2 separate regions of the Homo sapiens genome follow, and region 2 is linked to region 1. A link is a loop called in an ENCODE intact Hi-C map of the cell type or tissue named here. Cell type or tissue: ascending aorta. All regions are shown on one strand. Each heading gives the region's core, and the rest is flanking DNA. Links, peaks and the distances in the headings are about the cores only.

Region 1 (5,381 bases), core at 80-5,079:
CAAGGACATTCTCATTGGAGCATTTTGGGTTTTGGATTTTCAAATTAGGGATGCTGAACTGGTAAGCATAGTACAAATATTCCAAAATCTAAAGAAAATTTCAAAATCCAAAATGCTTCTGGTTCCAAGCATTTCAGATACGGAATACTCAACCTGTACCAGTTTGGGCTTGTCAACTCAAATGAATTACACTGTGAGTTTGTGTGTTCTCCATCACACCAAATGACCCCTTCTTGGGAGATTGCATTTCTAATAAGGTGCATCTCCTTTGTACATCTGACTGTGTTGTAATTTACAGCATGTTTCTTTTACAATAAAAACAAGAGACCTTCATTTTAAATGTTTCAAATGTTTTAATTTCTCCAGAATTAACTTCTTTCTTGTTGGCTCCAGGATAGTGAGCTGCTATTTTGCTTCTAATAAAACTGTATTCAGTGGGAGTGTGTAGAGAATAAGGCTCTTTAGACATCTTGGTTTAATAATATGATTAAGTATTTATTGAGAGTCTAATATATGCTAAACATGGTGTTTGGCCATGGTACTCATGTAATTGCAACTCAAATCTGCTAAGGCAGGAATTATTTTCCATATTTTACAGATGAGGAAACTGAGTGTTAGAGGAGTTTAGGCTCTTGCTTGTGGGTGTTGAGATGGTAAGTGGTAGAGCTAGGTTCAAATCCATGTTTCACTCTAAGACACATGTTCTTCCTGTAGACATCTTTCTGGGTAGCATCTGTTATCTATTGTCTTTAACTGACATCTGGTTTGGCTGAAGCTCAAGCTCAGATAATGCAAAGGGAGCTGTGGATTGGAAGAAAAGCTCACTACTTCAGGGGAAGATGTATGGGGTCACACACTGAGTGTGATGTACTCTTGCTAATGCACCCAATTGCCCAACTTCTAAATTAAACTCTTTCTTGTCTCCAAAATTTAGATTTTGTTCAGCTAAGGACTCCTGGGGTGATATGGTGGTAGAGATGATGGTTGTGGTGGTGATGGTGATGGTCATAGTGTAGTGGGGATGGTGGTGATGGTGGAGATACTATGGTGGTGGTGGGTAGAGATGGTGATGATGATGTTGGTGAGGGAGGTGGAGGTTGTGGAGGAGATGGTGATTCTGATGGTGGTAGAATTAGTAAAGTAGTGGTGGTGGGGTGATAGTGATTGTGGCGATGGTTATGGTGATGGTGGAAAGTGGTGTGGAGTAATGGTGGTGGAGATCATAGTAATGGTGGAATTGGTGTTGGTGATAATGGTAGAGATCTCATGGTGATGGTGGCGATAATGATGGTGGCCGAAGTTCGTTTGTGGGGTTAATATACCCCAGAAACTTGATTTGATCAGTGTAAACAAGTTGATGAGAATCTGGGCAAGTGATAACATCTCCACCACATTTCCATAAGACTGAGGTAGCAACCAGACTCTAATTGGGTAATTGATGGTGCATAATTATTCTTTCTTATCACAAACTTAAGTCTGCTATTTTGGCTTTCCCAATCCTGAGACAAGGAAGCCAAATTAGACACAAGGTTTGTTCAGAGAATATGGAAGGAAAGAAAAGCAAGAATGATCCCTAATAAGCATTTGTACACTCCCATCCTAGGGGGAGACTTACTTACATCCAACCTTACTTTACGTCATCTGTCTTTGTAGGTGCAATCAGACATCTAATCTTTCTAATCTGACAAATTTGGCATGAGAGAAATTTCAAACTCATGACTTATCTGAGGCTTAATTTTCTCAATAGACAAATAATGCTGAGTTTTCCAAATTAATATAAGGATCTAATAAGATAATGTACATAGACTATTCAGTACAGTTCTGGGCCCAAAATATTTATTTTGGAATTGGGATCAGATCTATAAAATGTCATCAAATTAATCCTTACAAGAAACCCCCAAAGAATCCCCATTTTAATGCTATGCAAACTGAGCTATAGCTCATTTAACAGGGGAGTTAAGTAACTTTTAATAGTAGGTAACACTTATTGGTCACATACAGGTGCTATGTACTTCGCTAAACATCACCTCATTTAATCCTGACATCAACCGCATGAGGTAGTACCCTTATTCTCCCCATTTTACAGATGAGAAAACTGAGGCACAGAGAGGTTGCATAACTTGCTCACATGGTAAGAGGAAGATGCAGGATTTTGCACTCAGGTTACTTACTCCAGAATCTACTTGCTTAACTGGGAATTGGAATGGTGGTGAGTCATTGGTCACATGGGGGTGGTGCTGGTTGGGGATCTGAGCAGAAGCTCATACAGATGCAGCTACCGCCTCAGCAGTGTATCTTTCCCTTGCCAGTATTTGCAGCTGATTCACCAGGATTTTCATGCTTCCCAAGGTTGCCTTGACTATGTATATGAGAGGAGTATCCGGGGCCAAGCCCAGCTGCTTTGGCAAGGATGTTTATAGAAGAAACATCTCCTCCACACCCAGGAGGATGTGCTCTTTACACTCTTTGGGCTCCAAGATCCTGGCTCCAAAAGTATCAGCCATGCAAAAAAGAAAAAAAAATTGTACTTGCTCTCTTCAGGGGAAGAAAAAGGCAAAAAAAAAAAAGCAAGAACAAACCTCTCCCATCCATCTGTAACCAAATATATTTTGTGCTTGGTTTCCTTGGGTGGCCTTCTCTTAATGGTTTCTAATTCATAGAGACAAAAAACATAAAACAATTTAAGGCATTGGCACGCTCAGCTCGGCAACCCAGTGTATTCCCGAGGGAGTGCTTTTGGCAGCGACCTCCTGAAGTTGGCCTAGCTAGGAGGCTCGGAGGCTCACAAGAACAGAGGAAGGTTTTTTTTTTTTCTTTCTTTTTTTTCTTGTGCTGTTCCCTGCTTGCTGAGAGATATGCAAGGGAAGTGGGTTGGCTGGGTAATTATCTGGCTGGTAATTACAGCCAGTTGTGGAGGAATACTGCATATTCCGAACGGTCGCCATGCTAGCTGGGAAGAACCCTCACCGAGCAATGGATTTATGGCTGGCCATGCAGAGCAGGATGTATGTTTTGGCTCATGCACTAGGGAGAGCTCGGCCTCTCCCTCTTTCTTTGCCTCTCTCACTCTCTTTAATCTCAACTTCAGAAGGGAAGGAGTTGGTCGTTAATTCATCTGGATTTTGAAATTGGGCTTTTTCATGTGAAAGAGGCAAGGGCTGTGAGGATTTTGTTCATTCTGTCTCTGGTGTCACATCTACTGTATTCAGTTAATATTTACTAAGTGAAACAAATTGGTTTACAAAGAGCATTGATATAATATCAACCGATATTTACAGAACATTTTCCAAATGCCAAAGCCCCATTATAAATAGCTTCCGTGTACTGTGAAGTGGATTCCCATTTTTATCTCTACTTTAAAGATGAGGGGACTGAAGCTCAAAGAGGTGAATAACTTACCTAAGGTTACACAGCTAGAAAGTCAGAGCAGGTATTCAAATCTGGGCAGCCAACCACAATACTATATTATGGATGGATAAGTGGAAGGCTAGATATTGGCATGACAGATGAAAGACTTTCAGAGAAAGTTAACCCCATCCCATTTATTTTTAGTGGATAAGAGAAGCACATGGCTGGATTCCAGGTTTAAGCAGTGAATTTGTAGCAGAGCCAGAGTTTTTGACACTTTGGCCAGCGCTTCTGCCTCTCTCTCTGTTGCCTCATTTTCTCCATGTCAGAGAAGTTTCTAAGTCCTAGAAAAGCTGCACGTTCATACTCATAAACTCTCCCTCACCAGGCCTAGGTGCATTGAGGGAATCAGAGCTGGAACCATCATCTTGACCCCAAGGAAAGTTAACCATCATCCTGGTGTACCTAGGACTGACGGGTTTCCCAGGATGAAAGACTTTCAAGACTAAAGGTCTTGGAATGAATCAGTCACTCTATCCAGATGTGACTTGGTAAACTCTTCTATAGAGAGCCTGTTTAAACCTGTGTTCAATAAGCCTTTTAGGAATGTCATCCAATGTAGGGCTGAGGACCTGCGCTTCAGCATCGGACAGACCTGGTGTGGAATCTCACCAGCACCACTTCCTTATCAGTGAGTGACCTTGGACAGCTTACCTACCTCTCTGAGCCTCAGTTTCTCCACATGTAAAGTAGGGATGATGCTTACATCTGTCTCATAGGGTTGTCGTGAGGTGGAAATGAGATAATGTATGTCAGATACTCAGCACAGGGCACCTCTAAGAAAATGTGAAATCAAGCCTCCGTCTCATGCTCTCGCCACATAACTATAGTTCAGTGTCAATGGCAGAGTCTGAAGTCATCATGCTCAGCTGGCTTCCGGCTCCTCTCAGTAGAAATGGCTGTTTTCTGTTATTTTCTGGGGTTGCAAACCCAAATGCATGTAGAGGCCAGGAATGAACTGAACCTACTATGTGCCAGATTCACCCATGTGATGTTTAGAGTCTCCCAACAACCCTGTGAGAGAGCCAGGGCTTCCATATTCATTTCTCAGATGAGTAAACTGAGACTTAGAAAGGTAAAGAGACTTGTCCAGTCATTCATGTACTTAGTGGTTGACGTGAGACTTGAACCCAGGCAGCAGTCTGTCTCCAGAGCTTGGGCTCTTGGCCACAGAACTGCTCATTTTTTCACAACTGCATTGAATCTTTTTCGTGTGTGATGCACATTATTTAATGCATTCCTTCTTATTTTGCACTAAGGTATTTTGGTTCAATTTTTGTAATTTTATTTTACATCTCTGGAAACAATACTGGGGTGAGGAATGTTCTTTATCTCTACCAGGATTTCTCAACTGTGGCCCTCTTGACATTTTGAGCCAGATGGTTCTTGGTTGTGGGCACTGTCCTGCGTTTTGTAGGATACTCAGCAGCATCCCTGGCCTCTACTTACTGGATGCCAGTAGCACCCCCTTCAGTGTCTCCAGATATTGCCAAATGTCCTTTTTGCGGGGACCAAGCAAACTTGCTTTCTCTTAGGAACCATTGAACTTTGTATTCTGGCACGGGACATTTCCCGAATCCAAATGTTTGTGCTATTTTTAAAAGGTTTTTGTTGCATAGTGACCAAATGTCATCCACAAAAGTTGTACCAATTCATAAGACCACCTGCGGTGCGTGCAAATACTGTTCCTCCTCATGCTTGCCAATGACAGTGTTACCCAGTACAGTCTTAGGGAATCCTTAAGAAGTACTTGTGTACTTCTAGATATGTAGAACAGACAGCCCTTTATAGATTGTCTAAATCTATCCTTTAAAGTAGGGAAAACTGAGGCTAGAAGGAACAAGGATTTGCCTCAGGCCACACAGTAAGTCAATGGCAAAGTTGGGGCTCTTCAAACATTGATAAACAGCAACTTGTAACTGTCACCTGGCATCCCCAATAATAGCCTTGATCATCCCAAATTAGATTGAGTC
Region 2 (5,381 bases), core at 63-5,062, 52 kb after region 1:
GCATGTTTTTGAGATCTCCAGACTCTGAAAGTCTTCCCTCTGGGGACCGTTTCTAAGGATGATTCATCCCCCAAATATTTATTGAGTGATTACTATGTTCCAGGTCCTGTTCTAGATGCTGAAATATAGCAAAATGTAGAAAATCAACCAAAAAGCCCTGTCCTTGGGAAGTTTCATTCTATAGCACAATTCCTCAACCTCAGCACTACTGACATTTTGGGCTGGAGAATTTTTTGTCGTGGGGGCTGTCCTGTGCATTGTGGGATGTGTAGCAGTGTCACTGGCCTCTACCTACTAGATTCCAGTAGAGCAAAAAATTACTCTTTTTGCCCCCAAGATATGTCTGCAGATGCCATTCTATAGGGAGCAAGAATAACTGTTCTAAAGGGAGAACAGTTCTATAGGGACAGAGACAAGACTGTAAACTGTGAACTATTTAATACTAAATAGGTAAATGATAGTCTGTTGATGGTCAATACATATATAGAGTAGGTGAAGGGGAGTTGAGTCTCACTGGTGCGATGGGGATGGGAGATTGTTGTAATTTAAATGGTGTGGTTGGGGAAGTCCTTATTGAGAAGGTGACATCTGACAAAGACTTGAAGGAGGCAACGAAGTAAGCCATTTGGTTATGGAGGAAGAAGATCCCAGAAGGAGACAACAGCCAGTGGAAATACCCTGGGTATGCACTGGGCTGTCAAAACAACCAAGGGAATCAGTATGGAGTGGGGGGAGCTGGAGACAGGGCCCAGAGGGGAGGCAGGAGATAAAGGAAGTGTTCAGACTCTGCAGCATGGAGGCTTTTGTGGCCGTCGTCAAGGCTTAGCTGTTCTCTGGGAGGAAAGGAAACCATTGTTTTATTTTGAACAGAAGTGTGATAGGATCTGCCTTAATGTTTTAACAGGACTACTCTGGTGGCTGCTGCCTTGAGAACAGAATTTATGGGGGCAAGGAGAAAAGCAGGGCCATCACAGGGCCATAACAAGTCAAACGTTGACATCAGGCAACAGAGGGGCCTGGCCAGATGGCTGTAGGCTTCCACACACATCCTTCTCCCCTTCCATAAAGACGCATATACAGGTCAGCTTGTAGCTTCCCCGGTATGGTAGACCATCAAGGGAAATTAAGTGTGAATTTGTCTTATTTTCCTTATTGCCTTTTGTTGTTAGACTCTGTCACAGGTAATGTCCTGATTTTCATTTTAGAAACAAAGTATTTGTAGGTGGAAGATCAGATTCCCAGGTAATTATAATAATTAATAATGCATGATAGAAATAATAAACTAACAAGCACTTATTATATGCCAGATGCTATGCTAAGCTCTTATTATTCATTATCTCATTTAATTCTGTCAACAACCTTATGAAGTAGGTACTCATCATTTCTTCCACAGTCTAGATGAGGAAGCTGAGGGTCAGAATGTTTAAATGATTTCTCCAAACTTTCAGAGCCTCAAGCCTCATTGATTGGTGTGGGAGAGGGATGAACAGCCAGCTGATGTGGAAGGTGGAAGTTTCATGATTGCCAGGGACACCAGCCTCATGTTTGAACCCCCTCCCACCTCTCTACTGAACTTGTCCTAGAGACAGCAGAGAGGGGTGACAGACATGAATGTAAAAACTCCTCTCCCTCAACTCTAAACCTTGTTAGCTGGAACCAGAGATGGTGAGGTGTAGGTGGAAGGCAGTTTAGAACTAATTCCCACCTTTAATGGATGGGGCTGGGGAGCATTGGAATTAATAGCTCAGGTTCTTGAATCCATAGACCCAGGTTCAATCCCAGCTCCACCATTATGGGCTCTGTGATCTAAATCAGTTACTTCACCTCTCTAAGCTTTTATTTCTTCTCCTCTAAGATTGGAATAATAATCATATAGATGCTATTTGGTGCCCTGCCTATAACCCTGTGCCCCCTCTAACCTCTCAAGCCAACTACAGCTTAGATTGACAGTTGCCAAAACACTGACATTTAGTCCTCTGTCTAAGGGCTGTCTGACTGCAGATATGTGCTCAGCCCAGGATGGTCAGAAGTATCAGAGAGTTGATGCCCCCAGAAGCAATGTCAACCAATGAGGAATGGGGTGTGGTAAATAAATACCCCTTATTTATCCACCCCATTTCCTCCCTGGGCCAACTCTGAGGTGTGTTCTCACAGCCCTTCAGGGGCCCATGGCAAGACCAGGCCCCAGTTACCCACCATGGTAACTGCTCAGCAAGGCACCCTTTATATCTGCGCTCCTGCCTTTTATTCCCTCCAAGACTTCCTGGGGTTATCCCCAAATAAACCACTTACACACAAATCCTTATCTCAAGACCTGTTCTGGGGGAGGAAACCAGACCAGGACAAGTAGTGAGTAGTGATCACCTCCTTAAATTGCTGTGATGGTTAAGAGAAAGTACATGTACAGTTGTTAAGTACTTAGCATATTGGCAGAAATATATAGAATAAACACTGGAAGAAATGGTGATGATGATGATAGTAATGAGGAGGAGGGGGGAAGATGGAGGAGGAGGAAGAAGAAGAGAAGGAAGAAGAAGAAGGAGAAGAAGAGGAGGAGGAAGAGGAGGAGAAAAGGAAGAGGAGGAGGAAGAAGAAGGAGGACGAGGAAGAAGGAGGAGGAGGGGAGGAGGAAGAAGAAGGAGGATGAGGAGGAGGGGAAGAGGAGGAGAGGAGGAGAAGAGGAGGAAGAGGGTGATGAAGATGATGACTGTGATGAAACAAAGGCCCAGAATGAATGAAGTCGGTGGCTGATTGTGGGGTAACAGGGTGTGGGGGCCAGGCAGGCAGATCCACAATGGAACCATCTCCTCTCCACATTTTCTCCTGCCCCCTGAATTCATGGAGCTTCCTTTGGTGGCCAGTGCTCTCCAGGAGATACCCTCCCCTCTGCTCCCTTACCCCTCCTGAACAACTGGCAGTCAGTGAGTCAGCTGAGTGCTCACCAAACACCATTCTGTTATAAGACTTGGTGGGAGGGACCAGGAATTTTAAAATCCAGTCCTTGCCTGAGCTATTCCTCCTTCATGTGGAAAGCCAGATCTTCTATCCACGAATGTCCTTCCTCCTATTTTCCTCGTGGACTTTCACCTCGGGTTCTGCCACTGGACAAGTGGGCACAGAGCCTCGGGACAAGTCTGAATGTGTTGTCTCAAGACTGTTATTCAGCTTCATGTGTGAGGTGGTTGATTTCCTGTCTTGCTCATTCACTCCAGAACGCCCTGTTCTTAGATCAAAAGACCTGGAAGTTTCCAAGTCAACAAATGCCATTATATATTTTGAGTGCAGAAAACTTACTGAACTCAATTCTAATGCTCCCTTAGCCACTGATGAAGGGATTCAAGTTAACTTTTTGATTTGAGCAATGTTAACATTTGACTTATGAGCTCTAGAAGATCAGAGCTGAAAGAGACCTCAGTGGTAACCCCTTCCAACCCTCCCTTATTCTATAAGAGGGAAACAAAGGGACAGAGAGGTCACTTTACCAACATGCTACACTGGTAGAGAGTAATATATCCCAGAATAAAACCCGCTTCTCTGGCCTCTCAATTACTTTTCTCACTCTATTGTTACTCACTTCTTGTAGGCCAAGTCATCAAAAATGCACTAGGAGCATCTTTTGGTCAAGGACAAATCTTTTTGTGAACAGTTGCTTTCTTTTTCTCTGCTCTTTCATAAGTCTTGATTTTCATTTATCAGGTTTAAAAAAATCAGAACAACCCTATGCTTTGAAATAACGAAGCTGTAAAGAATTTCTATTTAACCTCAATGTCATGAAAGCATGAAAAGCTACATGTTGAAATGAATGGTAGGTTTTTCATTCTAAGTAAAATGTAATTCATCTAACTGATTTGATTGAATCTATTATACTTTCTGAAGCTTTATTTTTTTTCTGGGTAAAATGGCCAACCCACTGAGCTGTGACAGAAGGAAGAAAAGCCAGAATGAAGAGAAAAGCTAAAGGAAATTTATAGAAAAAAATTAGAGCCTACATATATGAAAACTCTCTACTTTAAAACACTAGAGAAAGCTCACAGAGAACCAAGAAAATTACATTTTTGGCACCCATCTGAACTTCAGAATTATTCATTTGTGTTTGTTTATTTATATCTTACTTTATTCCTCCAGAAAGGAGCTGAAGGAGCAATGTCCTCCTTCAGATAAGATTATTAATACACAGCATTCATTGATCATTAATCATATGCCAGGAATTGCATATGCATTATCGCATCCAACTTGTTTGTCAAAGTAGCTATTGGAGGCAACTATTCTTATCTCCATTTGCAGGAGGTCAAATGGTGCCCCCAACCCCCTGCAAAAAAGATATATCCACCCGGAACCTGTGAATGTTTGCTTATTTTAAAAGAGTCTTTGCAGATGTAATTAAATTAGGGATCTTGAGATGAGATCATTCTGGATTATCTGAACAAGCTCTAAATCCAATGATGAGTGTCTTTATAAGAAGAGAAGACACAGACATGGAGGTGAAGGCCATGCGAAGACAGAGGCAGAGACTGGAGTGATGTGTCTAGAAGCTAAGGAACTCTAGGGGTTGCCAGCGGTCACCAGAAGCTAGGAGAGAGGTGCAAAACAGATCCTCCTTCAGAGCCTCTGGAGCCTCCTCCTCTGGAAAAGCCCCGACTTTCAACTTGATTTAGGACTTTTTTGGCTTCCAGAACTGAAAGAGAACAGATTTCTGTTGTTTTAAGCCACCCAGTTTGTGGCAATTTCTTATAGCAGCCCCAGAAAGTGAATGTACTCTTTTATAGATGAAGGTACCAAGGCCCAGAAAGGTTAAATCACATATCCAAGTGCCATAGCTGGGACCAAATTCCACCAATTTACAGCTGATCCAAACATGAGGTTGGATTTTTAAAAGCAGCATAAAACGCATAAAGAGATGCATGAAAAACCATTCCCCAAATGCTAATGGTAACTATCTTAGGATGCGGAGGTTTTGGGTAACTTACTTTGTTCAGTATTCTTAGAAATACTGCTCATATTTTCTAAAGTAACATTGACTATGTAATTTGAAGAAAAAAATTAAGTCATTTTTTCTGAGAGGCAATCACAATGAGAGTGTTAACTGAAAAAGGCAGCACACAAACTTGTAGACAGTAAGTAATACTACAATTGTGTATAGCAGTCCATTTATTTTTCTAATTTTTTAAATTATACTTTAGGTTCTGGGATACATGTGCAGAACGTGCAGGTTTGTTACATAGGTACACATGTGCCATGGTGGTAATATCCAAAATCTACAAGGAACTTCAACACATTTACAAGAAAAAACAAACAACCCCATCAAAAAGTGGGTGAAGGATATGAACAGACACTTCTCAAAAGAAGACATTTATGCGGCCAACAAACATGAAAAAAAGCTC

What was found. Peaks named below come from ENCODE experiments on the same cell type or tissue, not always from the same donor. Only the 100,000 strongest peaks of a DNase experiment are listed, where the experiment ranks them.
Region 2: it touches region 1 in a loop (4-fold over the local background); 2 of 110 quality-filtered maps call a loop at or near these places.

Annotation. Positions count from the first base shown.
Region 1 is chr12:115,707,232-115,712,612 of GRCh38, reverse strand. All of the region lies in intron 1 of LOC105370003 (a long non-coding RNA gene), which reads left to right. Among named protein-coding and RNA genes, the nearest start is that of LINC02463, 180 kb to the left of the region's middle. RefSeq lists an enhancer at 2,115-2,409. In ascending aorta, for the core only: no CTCF peak of the experiment used is centred there; DNase peaks (open chromatin) are centred at 2,252 and 2,722; H3K4me3 peaks cover 921 bases; H3K27ac peaks cover 1,003 bases.
Region 2 is chr12:115,655,049-115,660,429 of GRCh38, reverse strand. The region is part of intron 1 of LOC105370003 (a long non-coding RNA gene); the gene reads left to right. Among named protein-coding and RNA genes, the nearest start is that of LINC02463, 230 kb to the left of the region's middle. In ascending aorta, for the core only: no CTCF peak of the experiment used is centred there; a DNase peak (open chromatin) is centred at 3,119; H3K27ac peaks cover 3,969 bases.